Regions from separate parts of the Homo sapiens genome. Here regions 1 and 2 are each linked to region 3. A link is a contact called in ENCODE Hi-C or POLR2A ChIA-PET data. All regions are on one chromosome and are shown on one strand. Each heading gives the region's core, a stretch centred on a gene start or an enhancer-like site at or near the end of the contact. The rest is flanking DNA. Distances are from core to core; before and after follow the strand shown.

Region 1 (2,761 bases), core at 244-2,743, 48 kb before region 3:
ATCCTGGGTTAAAGCACATTCTTAATGTGCCATAGATTGCCGCAAACAATACTCTTCTTAGCTATTTATCTTTAGCCATTTCTTCCAGTGCAGAAATTCATTCATGTAACTCTTTCCATTTTGTCAACTCGTAAAACTCCCCAAAGTAAAATCTACCTGATCTTTTATGATTTTTCCTCCTTGATTTTCATCTGTTAATGTTCTTTTTAGAGCAAATCCTTTGAGTGAGTTTGACTCTGAGCTATTGTCGTCAGAAGTAGGAAAAGAAAGTTTCTGCATGAAAAGTCAAGATCAAATGACAGAAAGAGATTTTGAATTATCTAGACATGAATTTATGAAGGGATCCACAGAGTTGGTGATTGCCACATCCTCCAGCTTGAGGTGTCACATAGTTGGCACCCTTGGAAGAACTGCTGGGCCTCTCCATAGTTGATTATAAAATTATTGACCCAAGAGAAAGAACAGGGACTCTTGAGTGATGTTCTGGTCCGTCTCCCACTGCCCCCAGGGCTTCTCCACAGCACTGTCATCCTATCTTCCTCGTGACTAGGGGCCTGTAGGATTATGGTGACATTAAGGAATTAAACGTGACATCTAAAGCCATGCACAGGCCAGGCGCTATGGCTCGTGCCTGTAATCCCAGCACATTTGGAGGCTGAGACAGGTGGGTTGAATGAACTCAGGAGTTTGAGACCAGCCTGGGCAACATGGCAAAACCCTGGCTCTCCAAAAAATACAAAAAGTTATCTGAGCATAGTGGCACATGCCTGTGATCCCAGCTACTCGGGAGGCTGAGGTGGGAGAATTGCTTAAGCCCAGGAGGTCGAGGCTGCAGTGAGCCAAGATCACACCCCTGCACTCCAGCCTGGGTGGCAGAGCGCGACCCTGTCTCAAAAATAAAATAAGCCATGAACAAGATAGAACTGACTGGTTTCCACATGAATAGGACCCCTACAGCCTTGGGACCAGACTGTACCCAAATTACTAATCAACCCCAAAGCCTGGCACAGTCTGGTGTATTTAGAGTCATGGGCCTTTTTTCTCAACCTTCAGACCTTTCTCTGAGGCTCTGAGCTGATTTTAGCTGAGGAGGCCAGAGTAAACCCAATCTGCAGGTCCTCCCTCCTGGATTCCTGAGTTGGGAAGGGGCCTGAGGTGGGTCAGACGGAGCTGGTGTAAATAAGGTGAACTCATTCCCTAAGCACACACGCCCTGTGGCTGCTCAACAATTTCTCTTGGGATTCACGTCACTAAGGTGTATGTGACTGTGACATGAAAGAGAGAGTGTTTATACCGTCATCTTATATCCACATCATAATTCTGGATCAGAACATTGCAAAATCTATATGTGAGACTCCTTTTGAGGCCAAAAGTAATTCTAACCAGGCTGAGGTCAGAGTGTAGAGTTTGTGGACGCACCTTTATTTTGATACAATCTGTACATCATTACATTTCCTCACTGGCATTCCATTCCCCTTCATCACTCAACCATCAACTAACCATGACTAAATGTTAACTTACAAAATGTGCAAAGACATTCAGGGTCATGCCTTTTCAACTGAATGTTGATAATACGAGTGTTCAAGTTGAGTTTTCTTCTTTCTTGCCTGACTTTCCTATTCACTTTCTGTGTCTTCATGCAGGCCCCTGGCTACTGACTTATGGGAAGCTTTAGGATAAGGACATACCTGGTGTTCTGAATGTGTATATCCCCCAAAGTCTGCAATCTCAGCTGGAACTGGATGGACCAGTATTCCATTACCCAGGGCCCTGGCTCATGGTTCTCTCCTCTTCTCAGTTTACTGTTGGATTTCCCTTTCTTGCTATTCTCTTTCTCTCCAGACCCCTCTCAATTGCCTTTCCTAAAGACAGACCTTAGCAAGATGGGCCAGGACTTGGGACTTCGCACAGCACCCTGCAGTCCCAAGCCAGCATCTACTGCACCCCATCTTCAGGACTCTATCCCCCAAACATGCTGGAAGGCATCAGCTTATGAGAACCCACTTTTTTCTGCATGACTAGCTTGTAAGGAAGAATCTATGGACAGGATTTCCAAGAATTTCCCACTTTTTCAAAAAATGTATGTGACTTATATTTGGCTTCAATCCAAGAGCAAACTCAGTGGTGAACAGCTCCATTTCTGTGCACATGTTGGTGGAATCTGCAGAAATCGATGCAACATTTCTTTCCTGTCTGGGCTGTTTGTATAATTGTATATAAATGTAGCAATAAATATATTCTAACATCAGCCTGAGCCTTACTGCGCACTTGATTCTGCATCCTGGTGGTAGGCGGTGAATATTGCTTGCCTGCCCCATCTCAGGTTCCCATCTTCTCTGATTTCAGTTACTTCGGACCTGGCCAGTGTTTGGAGAAAGAGGGTTGAGGAGAGTTCAGTGGCAGAGCTGGGATGTGAAGCAGCATTATTAATTCATAAGATGGCACTAGTCCTGGCACTTTGAGGTGTTTTGAATGTCCAAGGACCGAAGCTTAGAGGATTGGGTGACAGTTTGTGACATGAGTCAGCTGCATTAACAGTCACTCTGGCTGGGCACGGTGGCTCACGTCTGTAATCCCAGCACTTTGGGAGGCTGAGGTGGATGGGTCACGAGGTCAAGAGAGCGAGACCATCCTGGCCAACTTGGTGAAACCCCCCTGGGCATGGTGGTGTGTGCCTGTAATCCCAGCTACTCGGGAGGCTGAGGCAGGAGAATCGCTTGAACCCGGGAGGTGGAGGTTGCAGTGAGCTGAGATCGCACCA
Region 2 (2,700 bases), core at 96-2,595, 55 kb after region 3:
CGAAATAGGCATCTTCCTGGGCTTATCACACTAAGATTAATTTTACCAATGTTTGATGAAGCTATCATGTAGTCAAACACAGAGAACCCTAAACTTAAGAAACTGCTACTAAAATTAATTGTACATGTGATTAAATGAATGGAAGTCATACCCTCTAAATCCTAAGTCCATTAAGACAAAAACATTTATAACACACTGTATTTATGACTTCTTGTGGTTCTTGAAAAGTCAAAAATTGTGTTTGAGGTTTATCTCGTTTTCCGTTTATAATATGCATTTTAAAAGTGGAAAAACTCAAGCACGTAACAAGTGAAAAACTGAACAACGTTGCCAAATTCCTAAACATACAATACTTAGCTCCAATTATCTCTGCATCTATTCTAAAATGGTTTAAAAAAAGTCTGAATCAATAAGCGCCTGATGGGCCTGGGATACTCCAATACAGTCTTGTCAACCAATAGGAAAACTTTTCCTAAATCTGGATTCGTCTTTCATCTCTTTATCACAAAACACCGAACACAAACCGAGATTGTTAACGGATAACCAAATGGCAAGAACCCCAGACAGAGTAATCAGTACTTGGATGTTAGGGCTGTTTTTAAGGACTTGAAATGAGACAGCTTAGGGAAGAAATGCGGGATTCATTTCTCCAAGTTATATTTGTAACACTTCTTAATACGGAGTTAAAAATGTGAACAGCCGAGCTAAAATGAACGCAGCGTGTAAAAGGGATCTGGACTGGAGCCTGGGGGTGAAGGAGGGACGAGGGGGGAGTGAGGGGCTTTCGTGACGCTCGGCCTGGGGTTGCTGGCGATCTGGATGGAGGGATGGATAGTTAAGCGAATGGCCAGGGCTGGATCCGAGATGCCAAGAGATGTCTCGCCCCACGAGCGCGCGCGAGTCTGAGCCGCTGGGGCAGCGCAGTGTGTCCGTTTCCATCCGCGGCGCCCGAGCCCGCCTCCATGTTCGCGATCTATGCCCCCGGGCGGGCGGGGACCGGTGCCTTAGGCCGCGGGGCCGGGAAGCCCGGCCTCACCTCGCCCGAAATCCCGGCGGGGACGGCGTTGCCCGAGGGGAGGATGCGCTGGGCTTTCCGCTCGGCCCCACCTGAGCGACCGGAGCTCGGTGACTCGACCTCCGGAGCCCGACCCGCCTGGGCCTGGAGATCACACGGCGAGGTCGCTGCGGCCCCGGCGCCCTCCGCCTGGCGCCCGGGCGCGGCCCCGCGGCCCTCCCCACGACCGGCTACCCCAGGACCACTCTCGCCGCGGTCCGCGTCCCCCACCCCCTTCCCGAGGACAAACCTGGGAGCCGCCACCCGGCATAGCCAGCCCCGCGAGAAAGCGGCGAGCGGGCGGCGGGGCCCGCGGAGAAGCGGCCACCGCGGCCCTCCCGCGCCAAGCCGCGCCCGCCCGCGCGCCCTCTCCGCGGGCCGCAGCCCCGGCGCCCCCTCCCTGGGTTGCACAACTCACAGCCCCAACGCGCGCGCACTCGAATCTGTTGCTCAACCTACTTGCATTCTCTTCTCCGCAGCCATCACTACATGCCCTGGAGCTGGGGCAGCCCCGGGGCCCTCCGGCAGGCGGCCGCCTCTCGCCTCAGCCCTGGGCTGCCGCGGCCGCCGCTAGGGCGCGGGGCGAGCGCGAGGCTCCCTCATGCCTCCCGCCCGGACAGCTGGCCGCACGCCAGGGCCCCGGCTCGGGCGCGCCCGAGCGCTGGGCTCGGCTCGGCCCTGCCCTTCGTCCGTGCCGCTGCTCCGCGGGCGAGAGCGAACCCGGCTCCGCCACCTCGCTCCGCGCTCCTCGCCCGCCCGCCCGCCCGCAGCCACCGCAGCCGCGCCGCTTCCTCCTCCCCTTCCCTCTTTTCCTTCTCCTCCGTCGCCGCCTCTGGAGCCGAGGTTGGCAAACCAGCACCTGCTGCTGGAGAACGCCGAGAACTGAAACAGGAAACCCTGAGCCAAGGGGAAAACCCGAGAGGCGTGGAGAGGGGTGAGGGGAGCTGCTGGAACCTGTCGGGCTCGACCCAGCCGCTGGGGCTGCCCGAGGTTCCCGCGCCGCCTCCCCTCGCGCCTATTCCCTGCCCCGGCCCAACCCAGCGGTCCCGACCTCCCCGCGCCTCTCCCCCGACCTGGTGCAGGACGGCGCCTTTCCGCTCGGCGACACCTTCTCCACCCAGCAGTAACACTGATCATGTCCCGGGCAGTCAAGGAGATCGACGGGCCGCCTTCTTAGGGCAGGTTCCCCGTAGTTGTTTACTTATCAATATTCCGTGATGAGGAAAAACCACACCCTGCATTAGCAAGGCCAATAAAAGAATTTAAACAAATGAAGCTGTTGGGATTTCACCCAGGGATAGGACTTCTTTCAGCAAGGAAATTGGCTTTGATGGAAATGGCAATCGTGTCAAAATCGAGGTTGAACCCAAGATACATCCAGATCTCTTTCAGGAGATCGGAAGGAAACAGCCCTTTGCACAGAGGTGGGCGCCTGAATCGCAGGCTGAAAAGCACCGGGAGCAGAGAGCCTTTCTACTTCTGTGAATCGTACAACACCCAGCACAAACTAAGTCAATGTTTCAGAAATGTTCAAATAACCTTATTCGCCTGTCCTTGGAATCATTACGAGCAGCCTAGGGCAGGATGAGTCTGCTTCTGGAGTGAGAGGGAGGGACACTGAATGGGTTGTGCCCCTACCATATGCC
Region 3 (2,781 bases), core at 140-2,639:
TTAAACAAGACATAGAACTACATGCTATTAAGAAAAATAGACATATTGGAGCACATGAAAGTTCTTTATACAAAAGACTCCATAATAAAAAAACAGGTCATAGCTTTGGAGAGGAGATTTGCAACATATAATACCAATCAGAAGGTTAGTACTCAGAACATAAAGTACTCTCGTATATTAAAAGAGGTAGCCAGTTGTTTTTTAAGGCAAAAGATATGAACAATCAATTCACAGAAGAGGAAACTCAAATGACCAATGAACATAGGAAAAGATGTTCAATAGTAAAGAAATGCAAATTAAAGCCAAAATGAGACACTACTTCACACCCATCAGATTGATAAAAATAAAGTCTGCAAACACCAGATGTTGCCAAGAATGTGTGAAAGTAGGAACTCATACATCACAGGTGGGAGTGTAAATTGGTATAACTATTTGGGAGAGCAATTTGGCAATACTTCCATAAAGCGGAAGGCGTACTTTCTCTAAAATACAGTAGCTCTGCATCCAGGTACAGTAAAACCCCACAGGAACTCGAAATTAGATTCAATACAATTGGCAACTGCCTTTCATCCTCCTCCCAGCCTTAGATGGCACTTGGGGGCAAGCTACTGTTCTTATCTTTTAAACGGCGAGGGAAAGGCAGGTTAGTGGGGATGAGCAGGGTGGGTCCCCGAGTTACCAGGACTTTCCCAGCCAATATTCCCCTGATGAGGCCCCAAAATGAATGCTAACTGAGAAATCTCTAGAATCGCTGCTGTTGTCTTGGAAGTCTGTGTCAGGCATCAAGATCCAGAATCATTCATAGTATAATAACTTAAGCCTGAGCAGACAGTTACCTGGTGGCTCAAATCTGCAGATGGGACTTGTCACACTAGGAGAGGTTTTGGGAGACTGAACTTAATCTAACCTTACTGACGCATGATGAAGGATGTGACTCATCATACGTGCTAGATACAATATAAGGGACAACTAGAGGAGGTACTGATAAAGAATTACAAAATCAGAGTGAGCCAGATAAAGAATGATGAAAAACAGGATGTCAGAGTAAGTGCCATGTAGCTACTGATGCAAATGAACTATCTGTTGACTATTTACTAAAAAAAGGACCATAGCTTTAATTGCTTATAAATAGAGAACATTCACCATAGCTCTATAGCCACTTATGGGCTATCTGCATGGATGCAGGGGTTTTCTGCTCAGTAACAAAATTAGTTAATTCTATTTTTATGAATTAGCATGTTCCTTTGGGCCTTGATTACTTTTTTATCCCAACAATTTGGCAATAAGGAAGATTGGTATATCTCAAGTGAGTCCTTTTGGTGGGTGAATTTGTTGGAGGATTTGTGGTCACCCGTGATTAGGTCAGAACTCTGAATGTTTGCCAAAAAGTCTCCCTCTGACTACTTTGGCTGAGTGGGATTTGGTTCCCAGGGAAAATTCCAAAGCCTCTCTGTAAATTCCAAGTTACAACTGAGCAAAATGGGTAACTCATTGAAGGTCCCATCTGATTCATCACTGGCTTTAGCAGTAGAAAAATACGAGATGCCTAGAATATTGTCAGTAGGTCTCTCTTTTAAAAATAAAAGGCTTCTTTTATTCTCTCACATTTGGCATAAGCATACTTATAAAAATCCTGCTTTGCAACGGTCAAAAGAAGGCTCATTTGAAGTAGACAAATTGATGTATTTACAGGAATTCTCAGAAAAACCCCACTCAAAGGGATTATTGGTATCTCTGGATCTCAGGAAATAAAAGAAGGAATGAAGTGGGCAGCCACAAAGAATGAATTAAGAAACTGGAGGAAGAGATAAAGTAACTGAAAGCTCCTTTCTCTTCTTCCAGGTTCTTGACCTCTTTCTGCTGTTGCTCCTTCTGCTTTTTCTGCTTCTTGTTGCCCTTCTTTGCCTCTATCTAGGTCCTAGAAGAGTGGGGCAATGACCTTCTGGATGGATGGATGATTCCCAATGGCTACAGGTTCTGGAGATAACTTCCCTTTGGAAGGGGGAAAATTGCTAGCCTTATTAGAATATTCTAATGTGGATTCCATTCTCCAAAACTTCCCTAAACAGAACATGCAAAACACAGCTACGGAGGCAGAAATGATGAAGAAGAAGGAACAAGGAGTCTGAGAACCTGGATAACAGACTGTCCTAGAATTAAGGTATTAGGTTGGCAAATGGTTGCGTTGGTAACTTAGATGAAAGGGGAGGCAAAAGGAGTAAGGATACCAAACAGCAAAATGAGACTGACACTACAGTGTCATACAAACCAACTTATTGTTTCTTTTCTTTTCTTTTTTTTTTTTAATTTTACTTTAAATTCTGGGATACATGGGCTGAAATGTGCAGGTTTGTTACATAGGTATACATGTGCCATGGTGGTGTGCTGCACCTATCAACCCATCACCTCAGTTTTAAGCCCCGCGAGCATTAGGTATTTGTCCTAATGCTCTCCCTCCCCTTCCCTCCGACCCCCTGACAGGCCCCGGTGTGTGATATTCCCCTCCCTGTAGTCATGTGTTCTCATTGAGTCAACTTATTTTTTCATCTCAATGGAAGAAAATCAGCCCTACCCTTTAGTAGCTCCGGTGACTCAAATGCCTTTTTAAAGTGATCCAGGACTGCCAGGTACATCAGACATGGTAGGAGTGCATATGACCTTTTCCCCAGCTGATGGTACCCATCTTAAAGAGTTATTTCCCAGTGCTCTGAAAAGATCTGGAAACATTTGCCGAGGTGCTCTGTGGCACACTGGCTGCTGCATGGAGTTGCTCTGGCCGAC

Evidence for each region. Hi-C counts contacts between places; a loop is a spot of excess contacts on that map. ChIA-PET counts read pairs that join two places held with the same protein, here RNA polymerase II (POLR2A). Pooled maps may share reads with other maps.
Region 1: a loop to region 3 is called in a map of endothelial cell of umbilical vein, with 2.9 times the contacts of the local background. The contact joins two enhancer-like sites. A Hi-C loop is called at or near these places in 1 of 168 maps with a recorded cell type or tissue (endothelial cell of umbilical vein). POLR2A ChIA-PET finds 5 or more read pairs at or near these places in 4 of 52 experiments (GM12878, MCF 10A, Panc1 and 1 more).
Region 2: a map of endothelial cell of umbilical vein shows a loop between it and region 3 (5-fold over the local background). The contact joins the promoter of ZC3H12C here to the enhancer-like site in region 3. A Hi-C loop is called at or near these places in 4 of 168 maps with a recorded cell type or tissue (aorta, dorsolateral prefrontal cortex, endothelial cell of umbilical vein and 1 more), 2 of 37 single-sample maps with no recorded cell type and 6 of 50 pooled maps. POLR2A ChIA-PET finds 5 or more read pairs at or near these places in 6 of 52 experiments (A549, GM12878, HEK293 and 3 more).

What each region holds. Positions count from the first base shown.
Region 1 is chr11:110,195,048-110,197,808 of GRCh38, reverse strand. It overlaps a transcript of RDX not described here. Among named protein-coding and RNA genes, the nearest start is that of RDX, 100 kb to the left of the region's middle. Within about 2 kb of position 1,493, at least 5 of the 41 ENCODE cell types and tissues checked have a DNase peak (open chromatin) inside an H3K27ac peak, as active enhancers do; they include endothelial cell of umbilical vein, where a contact is called at or near this core.
Region 2 is chr11:110,092,037-110,094,736 of GRCh38, reverse strand. It overlaps ZC3H12C (zinc finger CCCH-type containing 12C), which reads right to left and starts at 1,345. Exons shown (of 6, transcript NM_033390.2): 1 at 1,305-1,345. The coding sequence starts at 1,325. RefSeq lists silencers at 986-1,455, 1,516-1,775, 2,076-2,135.
Region 3 is chr11:110,147,144-110,149,924 of GRCh38, reverse strand. The region is part of intron 2 of ZC3H12C (zinc finger CCCH-type containing 12C); the gene reads right to left. Among named protein-coding and RNA genes, the nearest start is that of ZC3H12C, 55 kb to the right of the region's middle. Within about 2 kb of position 1,389, at least 6 of the 41 ENCODE cell types and tissues checked have a DNase peak (open chromatin) inside an H3K27ac peak, as active enhancers do; they include endothelial cell of umbilical vein, where a contact is called at or near this core.